Regions from separate parts of the Mus musculus genome. Here region 2 is linked to region 1. A link is a loop called in an ENCODE intact Hi-C map of the cell type or tissue named here. Cell type or tissue: heart. All regions are shown on one strand.

Region 1 (8,000 bases):
AAAGCTCTTAGTTTCCTGTTTGAAAAGCTTCACACATGTAACATGGATGGGCTCTCTGATTACAGTAGCCTTCAAGAGCTCAGCTCCTGATGGGCGGTGGTGGCGCACGCCTTTAATCCCAGCACTCGGGAGGTAAAGGCAGCCAGATTTCTGAGTTCAAGGCCAGCCTGGTCTACAGAGTGAGTTCCAGGACAGCCAGGGCTACACAGAGAAACTGTCTTAAAAAAACCAAACCAAACCAAACCAAACCAAACCAAACCAAACCCCTCTAAGCTCTCACATTAAGGATGGGAATCTGGGGATCCTACAAGCCTCCTTTGAGAAAGGGAGAGGGAAGTGGCCCTCTCTGACCCAGGCTCTGTACCAGTGGGATCCCAATGACAGTAGTGGGAGGTGACTCCCTTCTTGCTGACCAGGTCCTGTATGCAAGGCCCAGTGCTCAAGGTTCATGGCTACTGTCCCTCTCTGCTGCCAGTCCCACTCTATCTCTGTCTCAGCCCATTTTAATGATGTATAGACAGGTACCAGAGGCTGCAGGCACCGCCAGACTCAGGCGGACTCGGAGGCTGTACCTGGCTCAGCATGCTTGGCTTTCTTTTCTACACAGAGACTTGGATGTGACAGGTGACATAGGTGTCACAGGTGACCCAGGGGGCAGACCCTGAAGCCTCATCGACGGGCTCAGGACACTGGCCTCGTCCACCACGTCTTAGTGGGACTTTGAAATGGACTGGGTCTGTCCTTCAGTTGGAGAGACTGCTAAGGCTATCAGGAGCCAATGTGAGTGGATCGAGGACAGTGACAATCACACAGGGAGAGCAGGAGAGCAGTCATGAGTCAAATCCAGCTGGTCACTGTGTCGTGAAGAAACCGTCACCTCTGTGAGCCATGTTCGAGGAATGACTCAGTCTAGATCTCAGTCAGGCATTCAGGAGGGAATGAAGGAATGGAGGATATATGACTAGTGTAAAGGTCGTCGTAGCACTCCTGAAGCAACCTCTTAGGGCTGGGGTCCCTAAGGATGTCCTAGTGCCTTCCCAATCTCCAAGGGCAATGGGAACCACTGAAGTGCTTTTTAACTGCAGACCAGCAGAGGAAGACCAAGCAGTGGAAAGGAACAGGAGTGGTGGTGTGTGTAGGGGCGTGGGGTGGAGGGTGGCAGGGATGGGATGGGATGCAATTCTTCATAGAGCCACTAGGGGGCACTCACGGAAAAGGGGCTTTTGCTGTACTGCTATGAGGGAAGACTTTGAGAGGTCCTGGGAACGCAAAGGTCCCCCGAGGCAGCAGAGCATGCCTACTTGGTTGAGGAAGTGCCTGGAATAGGAAGTAGCAAGGAAGGGCGAGGGAGGTCAGAGGTCACGGGAGACCTAGACAGCCTGGCTCTACATCAGGCCCAGTCACAGATACTGCGTGTGATCTGTACCTCAAGGCAGCCCTCCTGGTTCCTAACTCTGGCCCTACAGAGAGGCACGGAGTGACAAGGTCACACCATGTGCAGCTGGCAAACGGTGGTGCCATTCTCCTCCTCCTCCACCTATGGCTGCAGTAGGCTCAGCTCACCCTTGTTCCTCTCAACCACAGGACCTTTTCACATGCTCCTCTCTCCACAGTACGCTCTGGCTACCATCCCACGGTGCAGCTGTACTTGGGAGCTCTGCTCAAATGTCACAGCTTCCAGGAAGCCCTGTCACTGTTCGGGCTACACCAGGTCTAAGGGAGAAAAGCAACGGAAGGGAGTAAAGGGCAGTGATGGCTTGTGACAGCATCTCTGGGAGGAAGCCAGGAAATCAGGGAACACAGAAGACAAGAGGCTGCAGGAAGACAGGGCCCGTCTAGCTCCAACCACATCAGCGGGCACAGCAGGGCCCTGTTGCGTGCCCCAGGCCTCTCTTAGGAGACAGAAGCTGGACTCTGCAGATAGCCCGTGGCTGGGAGCTTAGAAGGAAGTATGGGATTCCCAGGGACTTGGGGACCCACCTGTGCCTCTTCAGGAAGAGCTCTGGACTTAGAGCTGCCAAAAGACAGCCGTTCTCCCAAGATGAGGTCTCAGCCATGACAGGACTTGGCTAGCAGCTATGCAGACATTAGCCACCACAGCTCACGGCTGCCACTGACCAGGCCAGCCAAGGGAGGCACCGCGATGCCACCACCGAGCCAAGGGCACCCAGCCAACAAGTAGTAGCCTGTATCTGTGCCCATATCTGATGCCAAGAATCTGCGTTCATGTCCCTGCATGGGTTTCTAAGAGTAAAAACCTGGTGTTTTGTTTGTCTGTCTGAAGTCATCGGTGAAGACAGTCACTGACACAGTGAAGGGACTCAGCACAGGGTATCGTTCCCTGGATGTGGTCACCATCAATGTCCACTTAGAGACGCCTACGCCACCCCAGTCACTCCGCAAAACTCTCTTTGCTCCTGCAATGGGTGTCACCCATGTCTGCTTGCTCGGTGAGCCGTCTGCACAGGTTCACCACGCCTAAGCCTTCACGTTCACACGCAAGGCATCTCTCTCATTTTCACAGCTACAGGGCATTCTATGGGGATGTGACTTCACCCATGAGCTCAGCTCTCCCAACCGACAGTAGATCACTGTTAGTCCCCAACACACACGGACAATCTTCACGGACACATGATTAGTCTGAATCCTTCACGCATGGAAACAAGAGGTTATTCTTGCTGTAGTTTTGTGTTTCTGCCAGAGTGTGTATGTTTGTGTGTGTGAATTGTGCATGTATGTACAGATGTGAGCATGTATGTACATACACGTTTGCGTGTATGGAGACCAGAGGTCAATCTCAAGCATCATACCCATGGAGAGAGAAAGAGTCGCCCACAGGAACCTAGAACATTGATTTGTCTAAGACGTCTGACCAAAGAGCACAAGGAATCCATTGCCTCCCTCATGCTGGGATATATAAGTGTGTAGCCATGCCTGGCCTTCCACACGGTATGGGAATACAGGCCTTCACGCCAAAGCACTTCAACTACCGAGCCATTTATCCAGTCCTCTCGTAGGTCATTTTAAACCCCCCACTCCTGGACACTTAAGTTATTTATGATTTCCTCTTCGTGAACACAGGTTGTTTCTGATCCTCGATGCAGGGACACGCACATCACTGTCAACGTCCGCTCTGTTGATATGCCTCTGGTAACCCCTAGATATCCATTGTAGGTGTTCGCAAATGGATGTATTTAAAAGACACCAACGTGGGCTTGTGGGGGACAGACAGGGTTGCTTGTCAGTGTGGCAGCTGTTCCTGGCTCCTCCCCGAAAGACCCTGTTTTTGCTGTTGCTGCCCCCACCTGTGAGGGGTTCTCTCTCTTTACAGTCACGCAGAGGCCTGTCTTACAAATGGGTCAGGACAGAGAAATGAAGAGGGGCCGGAGGAGAGACACAGACAAACCACTGCCCAGAAGGCAATCTTCCTTGGTTGTCAAGAAAGAGAACGGGTTGGGTGGCCGTGAGCTCAGTGACTTTGGAGAGTCACTTGGCTCCTGTTGGGCCTGGTCTGGAGAGTTCCCAAGGCCATATGCCTGTGTTAGCCACAACTGTCCTCCAGGGGGCAGCAGACCAAACAGAGTTCGTGGCTTGACCATAGGGATGTATAGATATGTCTGCTGCCTGTGACCTTAGTCACCAGGACAAGGAGGGGACTGCAGATGTTTGCTTATGCACCCGAGGTCATGGAGAACAGAGTGAACCTGGGGTCCCAGCCAAGGTCAATGTGACCTTGCAGTTGGTGTCCCTGATCATCAGCCCAAAGCGGCGTAGTTCCCAGACAGGTGGTCCATGAGAGCATCTGCTTCCGGATATCCTAGTGCAAGGGGCCTCCTGGAAGAGCACCCCGAAGCGTCCTTGTACCCAGAGCGTCCTTGCACAGAAACTTCTGAGTGAGACCAAACTGGTTTCTCTCAATGCCCATAAATAGGAACCAGGTTCCCCACTCCAGGCCTGTGCAGAAAGACAGCCTGGTTATCCTTGGCTATTCAGGAGCCCAGACAGATCCTCACAGGAGGCTCCTGCATTATTCATCCATCCATCCATCCATCCATCCATCCATCCATCCATCCATCCTTCTGTCTGTCCATCCATCCATTCAACACTGATGACATTTTCTCCTCCGTGAAATGAGACCCTCAGCTCCAAACCCCAGCTTACTCTTGGACTTCTTTACTGTGCAACCTTGGGCAGGCCCCTTGGTGTCTGTATAACAGTCTCCTGAACCCGGGCAGCTAGGAACAGGAAGGTACATGGAGGCTGCTGGCTTGGGATCTGCAGCAGCTGGTGGTATGCAAGGAGCAGGTATTTGACCTCTGACCTGTCCCATGGTGACCCTTCAGGCTCCCCACCTGCTCTCCTGTGGGATCCTTCCAGGGCAGTGGAAGAGATGTCCTTGGCCTTGATGTCTTCCTGAGCCCAGTCCATCTGATCCCAGAGTCCAAGCCGCAGCCCCTCCTCCTGTATTATCAATGTCGAGTGTTCTAAAATTAGCCCAAGGCTGCCAATTCCGAGTGGAGCTGGCTTTTGGGAACCAAGAGGCCTTGGCACTGTCACCTGAGTCCTCTCTCCATCCAACCGCATAATGAATTGTCAGTCTCTGCTGCCCCACTGATGGGCTCAGCTTCACAGCTATTCCCCTGTCAAGGACTCTGGGGCTAATGGTTCCAAGAACACAGATCAACCAGAGGATGCCAGGATGACGGATGGGCTCTTCAAGAGCCAGGATGCTGGCCGCCAGGCTGGGCAACAGGGGGTACCTACTTTGCTTGTACCCACAATTGCCTGAAGCTTGTTCTGCCAGTGCAGAAAGGGTGCCACCTGTGGTCCCTGTGTGGAAACTCATTATTCCAAGTGGCACCCACCTCCGAGGCTGAGGGGTTCCCAGGATGGGGCCTGCACACCTGGTAAGGTCTCAGATGCCATGAAGAACCGGTAGACCACACCCACTCATCAGAGATGCTCAACTGGCTCTGAGTCTGCGCTTGATGTCCTGAGCTGGGTTTTAACACCTCTGCATCCAGCCCAGCCACCCCCACCCCCGTGTGTGCGGGCCTGTGCATGCACACAGGAGTCGGCATTAGTTATTTTCTTCGTTTGCTTTCCATCTTTATCAGATGTGCCTCTTCCTGTCTTTGCACACATCTGACCTCAAAGCACTGGGATTCCAGAAACATGCTGCTGTGTTTGGGGTTTTACCTAGGAGCACACACTAAGAGCCTCTTTACTCATGGGGCCACTGAGACACCTGCAGCCTCTTGTGTTGGTTTTCATTTTTTTTTTTTTTTTTTTTTTTTTTTGACACAGGATTTAACTACTCAGTCCAGGCTGGTCTTGAATTTGTGAGCAGTCTGCCTCCAAAGCACTACCTTAAATACCTTTATCTTTCATCTTCCCCCCTTCTCTGATCCCCCAAGACTCATGTTTCCCAGGCTAGCCCTGACTCTACCATGTGGCTAATGATGACCTTAAACTCCTGATCTTAAACTCCAGCCTCTACCTCCAGAGTGCTGGGACAAAAAGCAAGCATCACTCTGCCTGGAACCTTTGCACTCTTTTAGTGGAAATCCTTACACACCTTCTGTGGGTTCCCCTCCCCCAAGATAAGTCACGCCCCACCCCCATGGAAATTATCCAGTATGCAGGTCAGGGCATCCCCACCCCCGCCCCACTTCTTCATCGGATCCCAAGGATCTTGTTCTGCCAACCAAGTATCTCACCCAGCTGTAGATATCATGAGGAAACGGCAAACAAAGAGAGAGATTTAATAACTGGAAACAGGAGAGAGGCTGCAGAGTTTAATTTTTTTTTTTTGTATTTGCATCTAATTGCAATCAACAGACTTCTGAGCCAGTGACAGGCTCAGCAAAATTGCTGCTGAGAGAACAGAATCTTTGTCTAAAAATAATCAGACATTCTGCGCACCGCTGTTTGTTATAACGGTAATCGATGCTGGAGGCTTTGAATTCCATCAATTTATAGATCAGCGCAGGGCTGCCCGGGCGATGGGGCGGCGCACGGCGGGGCTCGGCCAGCACCAGGCCGGTGTGTGATTAAGATAAGCCCCGGTTCCTTTCATACATTCCTTAGTGGGGGCTCATTCTCCGGCAGGCGGAGACGTTCACCGCAGTTAAAGATCACTGCAGCTTCTCAGACGCCAAATTTGAGGGGATTGATCAATAAATCAAATCAGGCCGATCGATCGGCCAATCAGGAGAGTCTAGCCGGTGCATTATCGCCGGCGCCTTCCAAGCCAGAGCTTTTCATGGCTTCCATCAAAACAGCCTGGCCCTGGCCGGCAGCCAGCGGCTGGCCTGTCTCATAGCCCAGGCCGCCGAGAGGGGCTGCCTGCCCAGCGGGAGAGCAGTAAATTTCTCATCAAACAGCGGATGGAGGAGCAGGGCGAACATCTGTTGTGCTGCAGTGAGTGACTCTGACAGACCGCCGCCCGACGGCAGCATCCCCGGGGCACGTGGGGAGGGGGGGCCCATGGAATGTTCCACTGGTTACGTCCAGCAGGTAATTTAAGGAGACTTTTGCATTCTTCTCACAGCTGCAGCCTGAGCGCTGCAAAGCCGATTCCGGCACAGTCGATAATAAAGACCGTCCGGGGACCCTGCAGGATGACGGTGGTTTTATGATCCCCATTATGTTACAATGTAACTTCATTAAACGCTGTTTATTCCTTTCTAAGCACGGGGAGGGCCTCTTGCGTGCCCATCAAGGTGGGGCCCAGAGGTGATCTCTACAGAGAGGGTTCCAGGCCATCTATCTTCTCTCAACAATGTTGAAGAGCCTCACCCACCTGCCTCTCGTCTCTGAGGCAGGGGGATGGCCTGGTCTCTGTTCCTTTCCACACACACTCTGGCAGCTGGGTGAGGACCAGGTGATCCCCGACATACATAAAAGGACATCACAGCCTCCAGGCAGGAGCTGAGAGGTCTGGGAAAGGAGGGAAGCAGGGCCCTGGGGCCCATCAGACCCTCACAGCAACGCCCTCCACCCTGCCCCTTTGGCATAAACATTCCTGAATCAAATGGTGGGGCCATGCAGACTGGAGCCAGTGTTCCTTTTGCCTCTCCACACTGATATTAATCAAAATAAACTGTCACATGGTCTCTTGTGAAGGCCGGAATTCTTCTCTGGGGACAGTCTAGATGTTAGATATAAAGGCTTCTTGGTAGAGGCCTATAGGTTGCAGGGCACAGAGAGGGAGCTCTTGGGTCCAGGGTACTGGCTTAAGAAGAGGCTACTCACATTGTGAACAGTGGAGGAAACTTCTTTGCCTTTGACAACCAGGTGGGTGACAAAGACTTCTGGGTCAGAGGCCCCTGTTCCCACACAAATGGCAGGGGACAGGTTCCACTTGGGACACAGTAGAATACCAGAGTCTTCAGGCAAGCTGGCAACTAACAGGTGACTCAGCCCAGTGGAGCTAGGACCCAGTGACACCATGAAGCCCTGGGATTGCCACCATGCAGATGGGGAAACAGTGAGAAGTTTCCTGGGCCCACGGTCGCATGGTCCCACGGTCACGTGATCAGGGAACACCAAAGCTCAGGGCTGGCTAAGTCTCCACTCCGGGTACCTTGCACATCTGTCTGTCCGTATTCTGTATGTCTGTATTCTGTATGTCTGTATGTCTGTCCGTATTTAATCTTCCAGCCTCTGCACCACACTGGGTATTGGTATGATGTCCCTTCTCCAGGCCCAGAGACACTGAAGCTCAGAGGGAGTAGTTTTTAAGTTGTGAGGGGCAGAGTTGGTTGTTAAGGGGCAGTGTCTCTCCATTTTTGGAGCCCCTACTGGGCTTCTGCATAGCTCTGAATAAAGAGGGATTCACACATACATACACACCCTCCCTCCTAGGGCACCCACTGTGACCCTTGGCCAGGGCCCTCCACACAAATCTGTTCTGACCTTGAGCCACCCACTCAGTAGTAAACAGAAAGGCTGGCAGTACCTATCAGCTTCCCTCAGCTGCACCTTGCCCTCTGCTG
Region 2 (8,000 bases), 110 kb after region 1:
CTCCCGTCCTCACTGGCTCCAAGACCTGCTCCTAGGCGTCCCGTTCAGGTCTGGGGTTTGTGGCTTCCCCTCTTACAGGCACACAAGACCTCAACGTTGCCCTACCCATATCATGCCCTAGGTGTGAGGGGACACTTTCCGAGGCCCACAGGGGATCCCAGACACCTCTGATCAAATACACTTAGCTATGAGAAAGCATAATTTGTTTGTTAGACGTGACGAGTTTAGCCAAAGCTGTCATAAAATAACGAGCCAGTCAGTATAATGGCCCTCTGATATAAAAGAGCCTGCCCGGTATACAATCTGGAATTTTTCCATCCTATATTTTCAGAACTCTTTCGACCACCGGTAACAAACAGCAAAGTCCAAGTGAATGGAGAACTGGTCTCCCCGCACCCATCCAACGAAACATCCTGGCTGAGCGGACAAAAGAGTATTGTTCCATCATGGAAGAAGGCAAAGGCAATTTATTTGTGTGCTGAGGCCGTGTTTAGATGTCTGTGAAATATCACTGATCAGCTAGACGTCTGCGGGTTTGGAGCAGGATTGTGGACATTCCCAGAGGGACACGAAGGAAAAGACATCAAACAGCCATTTAAAAAAAAAAAAAAATGGTGGCTTCTTAAATTCCACATCATCTCATTTGTTTCTTTGAATTTGTGTGCATATGCATGCACAAGGGCCCACGCATACGTGGGTATGAGCGTGTGGAGGATTGAAGTCAACCTCAGACTCCATCCACTATATTTTTTAAAACACGACCTGTCACTGGCACATGGAGCCAGTCCAGCTCGCCCAGTGCTTCCCACATGATAGGCCAGCAATGTGCTACCGAGCTACACTCTCGGCCCTTAATCACTCAAAAATAAATTTTGAAAAAAAAAAAAAAACTTGCTACCAATCTACTTATTGGGGGAGGGGTGGGCATGTGCCACAGCACACATGTGGAGGTCAGAAGACAATTTGCAGGGCTGAAGAGATGGCTCGGTGGTTAAGAGCACTGACAGCTCTTCCATAAATCCTGAGTTCAAATCCCAGCAACCACATGGCAGCTCACACCTGTCTGTTACTTCAGTTCCTGGGGATCAGATCCCCGCCCCCGCCCCCGACACAGACATACGTACAGGCAAAACACTGATGGACATAAAATAAATTAGATAGATAGATAGATAGATAGATAGATAGATAGATAGATAGATAGATAGACAATTTGCAGGACTGTGTTCTCCCTTCCCACCGTGTGGATCCCAGGGATGGGTCTCAGGTCACCAAGCTTGGCAGCTAGGGCCTTTACCAACTGAGCCATCTCACCAGCCTCATTAATTACTTCTGTATGAGCAATGTTGGCATCAGGACCTCCGAAACCTGTGACATCACATAGGCGGATCCTACAGACCTGTTGCCAAGACAACAGCTACCATGTTCCCAGAATCCACTTGGCTCACCTCCCACCTTTACCTGCCTTACCTCATTTTCCACATATATATATATATATATGTGGGGAATGCCCCTACCTCTCTCTCTTTCCCCCTTCTCTGCCACCACCTCCCCCCGACCCCCAATAAACCTCTTACACGTGGAACTGTTTGGGCCCAGTGTGCTGTGTTCAGACGCGGAGCTGCAATTTTAACACATCAAGCATAAATTAGTTTTGTCATGAGGAATCTGCATGTGGTCAGAGTAAGAGAGTCTGCATTCTCTGGGCGACCCTGCCCAGTACCCATGCCACAGCCTGCTGGCCCCAGCCCATAAGAAAGCCAAGCAGGGAGCTGCTGTGGTCACAGCCAGGACACCGTCTTTCTTCTTCTTCTTCTTCTTAACTGTGTCCATAAATTCAGGCTGTTCCCACTGAAACAGCAGCTAGGGCTACTCCTGAAACCTGCCATTCTAAATTATTATGAAGTCACAAGGGTTAAAAGCAGCTGGGCCGTCTCTCAAGGCTGCTGGGCTTGGGGAGAACTTTCCCATCAGATAGCAAGACTGTCACCACCGACAGGATGACAGAGAGGGGGAGGAGGAAGGACAAGGACAGAATGAGAAGCCGGGAAGGATTCATTCGCTCACACGGAGTTGACACGCTCAAATAGATGGAAAAAGCCAGTCCCAGAAACCAGAAAGGAAAAGACAGATTTGGACCTCAGAGAATTCTGGGCAAGCTGGGTTAACTGCATAGTGTGGGAGTGGGTTTCGGGGAGTGGGAGTGGGATGAGACACACCCAACTCAATTAGACCTCTACCCCACACCACACACCAGGACCTGCTTCAAGGGGACCTCAGCATGCCATGGTCTGTCTGCTTTTACCCTTTAATTGATCCGTTTATTTTGAGGCAGGCTCTCATATTGCCCAGGCTAGCCTCAAATCTTCCATGTAGCTGAGGCTAGCCCTGATTCTGGCCCTCCTTCCTGCTACTGAGAAGACAGGCCTGTGACAGCACGCCCAGCTTCACATTAGTGAGTTTAAAGCTCAAACTATTGGTCTCTTCCACTAGCGCAGAACAGAGAGAATATCCTTAGGAAGCCATCTTCACTGCATGGCACCTGCACCGCAGAGGTCCAACCTAGGGCCTCGCCCACACTAGGCAAGCACGCTACCCCAGAGCTCTACCCTCAGGCTCTTTGGTTTTCAACGTTGTAGTAGCCATTGTAACATAAGAATCCTGGATTCTGCCCAGAATTCTGCTTTGTAATCAGAATTAGGACTGGGCATCCATTGAGCACCCTGAGGACCAAATGCCACATAGCCACTGGCAGCTTCCAGAGTATCTTGAGGGGCAGCTCACTGAGCCTCCTAAGAGCCTACCTGTCACTAAACTGGGCTCTTAAGTACACAGAGGCCACTTCAGTCTCAGAAGTACCCTCTGGCTCCATATCATACTGAAGTCCCTGAGTATTCAAACCACACACTATAGCAGATGACCTCAGAAACAGCCATCAAGGGGTTAAAGGGATGGCTCCGTGGATAAGAGCACTCACTGCTTATCCAGGGGACCAGGGTTTGATTCCCAACACCCATTCTGGGCAGCACATAACAACCTGTAAATTCAACTCTAGGGTTCTGTCGCCCTCTTCTGGACTTGGTGGGTACTGCACACATGTGTGCATAGCGATACACATAAATAAAAAGGGTAAATCTATTAAAAAACAAAAACAAAAAACAGAGACAGCATCTGAGGAATACAGGACACCCACAAGGCCCCGGCCTCCAAGATACTAGCCGCTGGCATGAGTGGCCTCTACCCCTCGTCAGCCTGCAGGGTGGTCATGAACCTGCCCTGTCCTCTGAGGAAAACCTCTACCCATCCCCAAAGAAACCCTGGGATGAGGAACATGGAGCTACTCCAGTCTCAGGAGGGGAGGGGTTAGAGTCTCACTCTGTATTCCAAATTGTCTTCAAACTTGTCATCCTCCTGCCTCAGCTTCCTGAGTGCTGAGATGACAGGCAAGCACCACTGTTCCCAGCTTCTCATTTCTATTTCTTAATTTCTCTCCAACCACACATGCCTTCTCTCCACTGTCTTCCCAGCTCCTCCGTCTCCCTCATTCCCTCTGTCCTCTCTCCTGAAGCATATGGGGGGGGGGGCTCACCTTTAACTGGGGACCGGCCGTGAATCAAACAAAAAAGGGAGAATTCTGTGACTGCTTTACTAAGATGAGAAGAATGTCTCTCACCTAGTTTCTGTACCTTCAAGTTATCACCATTACAGGCTCCTGTGCCTGCTTCACATGGAGGTGGCACCAGGATTTGCCTTGACCCCTTATTAGCAGACACGGCTGTGCCCATTTTCCAGGTCAACAAACTGAGGCCCAGAGAGACAGGCACAGCTAGCTCATCAGGATGAAGCTGAGCATGATTTGGAAGTTGGGTAGGAGGCACACTCCCAGCCACACTAGCCTTGGGCCAGGGGGAAGGGGATAAAGAAGCCATTGAGGCTGTGGCCACCAATGGAATGAAAGGTGGGAGGGACACATGTCTGTGACCCAGACAGCCAGTTCCTGAGTCACAGCCCGTCAGCCTCCCAGGGACCTCTGTTTTCTCTGCACATGGTACACCTCTGACTCCTTCCTGGAACACTGTCCCTGTCCCGGTTAGGAATCCAATCCTTTCTGTATCCTTTGTCTGCGGCTCCCCTTGAAGGGACTCAACAAACCCTGAAAGAAGGTTCTAGAAGCCCTCCTTCACTCCAGAGACCTTCGAAGACGCAAGGCTGAAGAGGTCAACCCCCACCCCCATCAGTGCCTGACTCGGGGTACCTGTGCAATGTTTTTATGCAGATGGTGTCCCAAAAGGTCAGCCTTTCTATTCCCCGGCCTCCAAACTACCTAAGAGGGAGACTCAATCGAACTCAAGAGCTAGATTCATGTTGGATCTCTACACACCCACACCCTCTCCACTCATCTCTGCACACACAGGCACACACATGAGCCCAGAGACACGAACACTCAGGGATGCGGCCCACACTTTGCGTTAGCTGCGCCCACAGGCACCATGTCTAGGCCGCTCTGCACACACGTACAAAAGGTGCACGTTTTCACGCACATGCGCATAACTCTTCACGCAAGTTAACACACGAGCCAGAGACAGCTTCTCAGGGACATACCCGAGTACCGCAGCCTTGCAAGCACACAGGGCACGTGTGGTACCCCCACCCCACCCCACCCCACTCCATCCCACCTCCTCACCCCTAACCCCAGGGTCTACCCGCCTCTGTGGAGCTAGGCAACCCTCCCAGAACTTACAGCACCTGGCTTGGGCACAAGCCCCACCTGGTGGACACTTCGCGTAAATGCCGACTGTACGCCAACGCAGGGCCCCTTGACCAGAGGCTGCTGGACATTTGGAGGACCCTCTGCCTTGTTCAGGGGCTCTCCTCGCTCTATTCCCTTCCCCCTCCCCCCACGCAGCAGCACCCAAAGAACTCAGACGGGAGGCACAGCTGGCGACTCTTCCGTGACCTCATCTGCCCGGCTGACAGTCTGGGTTAAGTAAAAAAAAAACAAAACAAAACAAAACAAACAAAAAAACGCATTTAGAGCAAGCATGTGACGTCATGACGCGGGCTGCAAAGCAGCTGCGGCTCCTGGTGAAGCTGAGCGGCACTTGGCCTCAGACCCAAGTTCAAGGACGGTGTTGATCCCAGCCCCCACCCCTTCCCAGCTGCGTTCCAGAAAAGGGACTCCACATCTCTGAGCATCTTCCCCCCCCACACCCCGACCCCCGACAATGGGTCTAAATCCCCCGTGGGACAGTTGGAGGAGTGAATCGGAATCGCACGGAAGCCACGCCCACTTCCTATTCAGGTTATTTCTCCAAACCAGTCCAGGATGGCCTCCGAGTGACCCTAAAAAGGACTGAAAATAGAGGGGTCCTGCTCCAAAATCCAATTCAAGTCCTGGCTTGACCACTTCTTAGGTGTGGGCTTGAAGAACTCACCCCACTTCCTGGAGCCTCGGTTTCCCCATTTGCACAATGAGAACCTCGGTGTGCTACGGCTGAGAGAAAAGTGTCCAGAGCCCAACGCAAACGAGCAGGTGCTGCCATCTGGACTTTGGTGCTTGAAGGTCAGTGACCCGCAGGAGCCGAAGCAACAATTCGAATTAATTATGATCCCAGATACTGCTCTAAGTACAAGCTAACTCACTACCTTCACGACCCCACAAGGATTGAACCCACTTCTCAGATGGAAACACTGAGGCAGAGTTGTCACTGACCAGGGCTTTTGGATGGGGATTATGAATCCAGGCAAGCCAGTTCAGAGCTGGCTGTCTCTCTCCTTGTCCCAGTTCCCCCACTGAGCTGTCTCAGGTACCCCAGAGGAGGTCCAGAAGGCTCCTCAGTGTTCGAAATCTGTATTTAGATATGGATTGGGGTGCCTGACAATCAAGCCCTTCCTTCCAACCCCTGGGGAGAAGTAGCAATACAATGGCCCCCTAGGGCTTGAGAGAGCCTGGGGTGGGGGGTGAATAAGGCAGCTGGTTGGACACCTACTAAGTACTGCAGGTGAAGGAGGTGGCGCAGGCAAGAGACAACAGTAAAAGAGATACAGGCTTAGGAAACAGCACCTCTTCAAACTCTTTAGAAGGTACTCACTACCTAGCATGGCTGAATCAAGTTTGAATCCTGAATCCATGGCGGCTCAGTCTCAGGGCAGACTCGCAACCTCTCTGGGCCTGAGCTTCTTTCTTCAGAATACTGTGGGGGAAGGCCATGACTCCCTTCCCCTCACCCCTGCCTCCTCCTCTACGTTGCCCACCCCACTTCGGGTGATCCCCAAGTCTGCCCCGCCCCCCCCCCCCCCCCCGACTTCTCCAAGTGACCTTCTCATGGCCATGTGAGCTTGTGGTCACATGACCTACTCTAACCAATGAAATACGACAGTAGAGTTAGCTTCCTCTCTTGCCCTAAGAGCCCCGCCCCCAACCCCTTGACATTCCCAGGCTGCCCTCCCCTCCTATTTGACCCCACCCGGGCTCTGCAGTCTCCGGGTTCTTGGGGAAAGCTATCCAAAGTCACAATACTGTGTGGCTCTGGGTGGGCTCTCCAGCCCTGAGCCCCTTAGAGGCCCCGTTTCTCACACAGATAAACAGAGCTGTCCCTTGCTGGGCACAATCTTGTGAGCAGCCATAACTGGGAAGTGGGAGGAGGGCTTCCAGAAAGGAGGTCCTACGTGGTCTGTCATTCCATAGGATACATATGTGCATATGTCTGTGTATGTCCATAGATGTGTGTGTGCATGCATATGTGTTTGTGTAATGTGTATGCATGTATATGTGCATGTGTGCATACATCTGTGTTCATGTCTATGCCCATATACATAAATGTGTGCATGCATGTGTGTAATTGTATATGTGTTTATGTGTGTGCCCATGTGTGCACATTGGGTATACGTGTGTGTCTCTGTGTGCCCATAAATGCATGTGTGTATTTTTGTGGGTACATGCGTGCATATGTGTGTATGTGTGTACATGTGAATACATGTGTGACTGTGTGTGCCCACAGATGCATATGTATATACATGTGAGTACATGTGCGCATGCATGTGTATGTGCATGTGTGTGTGTCTGTGTGCAGATGCACATACACATCGGGAGACCAAAGGAAGATGGCTGATGTCCCGTTTTCTCCTCTTAGCTTTACAGCATTCAGGCTGAACCTGGACTGAAGCCCCAAAGATCCTCCCACCTCCCACTCCGGCAGTGCCAGCTCTACAGATGTGCATACAGTGGTGCCCAGCTTTCTCTGTGGGCACTGGGATCCAAACTCGGGTCCTCTTTCTTGCATAGCAACTGCTCTTACTCATTTCGCCTCTGCCCTTCCCCAGGCTTGTTCGTCTCAATGAGGGAAAGTGCCCAGAACTCTTAGGTAACACTTCAGTGGCCACCCCAGGAGCCCCAAAGAGAGGGACAAAAAAAGCATGGAGGAAGAGGAGAGTCAGGACCACCACTGACTCCTGGGGACATGAGGGACAGGCCAGGATGCCAGCTGTCTCTCCACGGGGTTGTCTAAATCTCAGGACACAGTTCAGGTGCACAAGAAATGGCGTCCCCCAGTGCTTAGCAAAATAACTCAGCATCCACCTGGCACCCCGCCCCACTCCTGGAGAAGGAAAGGGTCTCACTGTCTGATGTCCATGCCTATGCTGACCCTCCTTCCAGTTCTATAAGCTTTCCCAGGACTCCAAGTCAGGTGACTAAGTCAGGCTCTGGGACCCACACAATACCTGCCCTCCTAAACTAGAAAGGGGGCGGGCTTCGGAGCGAGCGCCTTTAACCGGGGGCTGTTAGTTCGTTACTTTGTGTATTATTTCTCTGTCTCTCTCTTTTCCTTCCTTCCTCCTGCCTTCCTAGCCAGTGAGATACGAGGAGACAATGGTCAAAGCCCTTACAGGAAAGATTTACTGCAGTCTATATTTAGACGCCTTGATGCTCAGTGCTGGGGGGCGGGGGGACGGACAGCGGAGGAGGGAGGATGGCAGGGGAGGGGGGAGGAGCAGGTTTACTG

The links. Peaks named below come from ENCODE experiments on the same cell type or tissue, not always from the same donor. Only the 100,000 strongest peaks of a DNase experiment are listed, where the experiment ranks them.
Region 2: a loop joins it to region 1, with 7 times the contacts of the local background. A loop is called at or near these places in 26 of 42 quality-filtered maps.

What each region holds. Positions count from the first base shown.
Region 1 is chr5:121,942,451-121,950,450 of GRCm38, forward strand. All of the region lies in intron 2 of Cux2 (cut-like homeobox 2), which reads right to left. Among named protein-coding and RNA genes, the nearest start is that of Gm52785, 79 kb to the left of the region's middle. In heart, CTCF peaks have their summits at 1,214 (motif pointing right) and 3,567 (motif pointing right); DNase peaks (open chromatin) are centred at 4,361 and 6,291; H3K4me3 peaks cover 1,523 bases; H3K27ac peaks cover 2,476 bases.
Region 2 is chr5:122,054,765-122,062,764 of GRCm38, forward strand. It overlaps Gm52786 (a long non-coding RNA gene), which reads right to left and starts at 352. Exons shown (of 3, transcript XR_003955780.1): 1 at 106-352. In heart, CTCF peaks have their summits at 3,075 (motif pointing left) and 4,775 (motif pointing left); a DNase peak (open chromatin) is centred at 4,787; H3K4me3 peaks cover 2,530 bases; H3K27ac peaks cover 3,611 bases.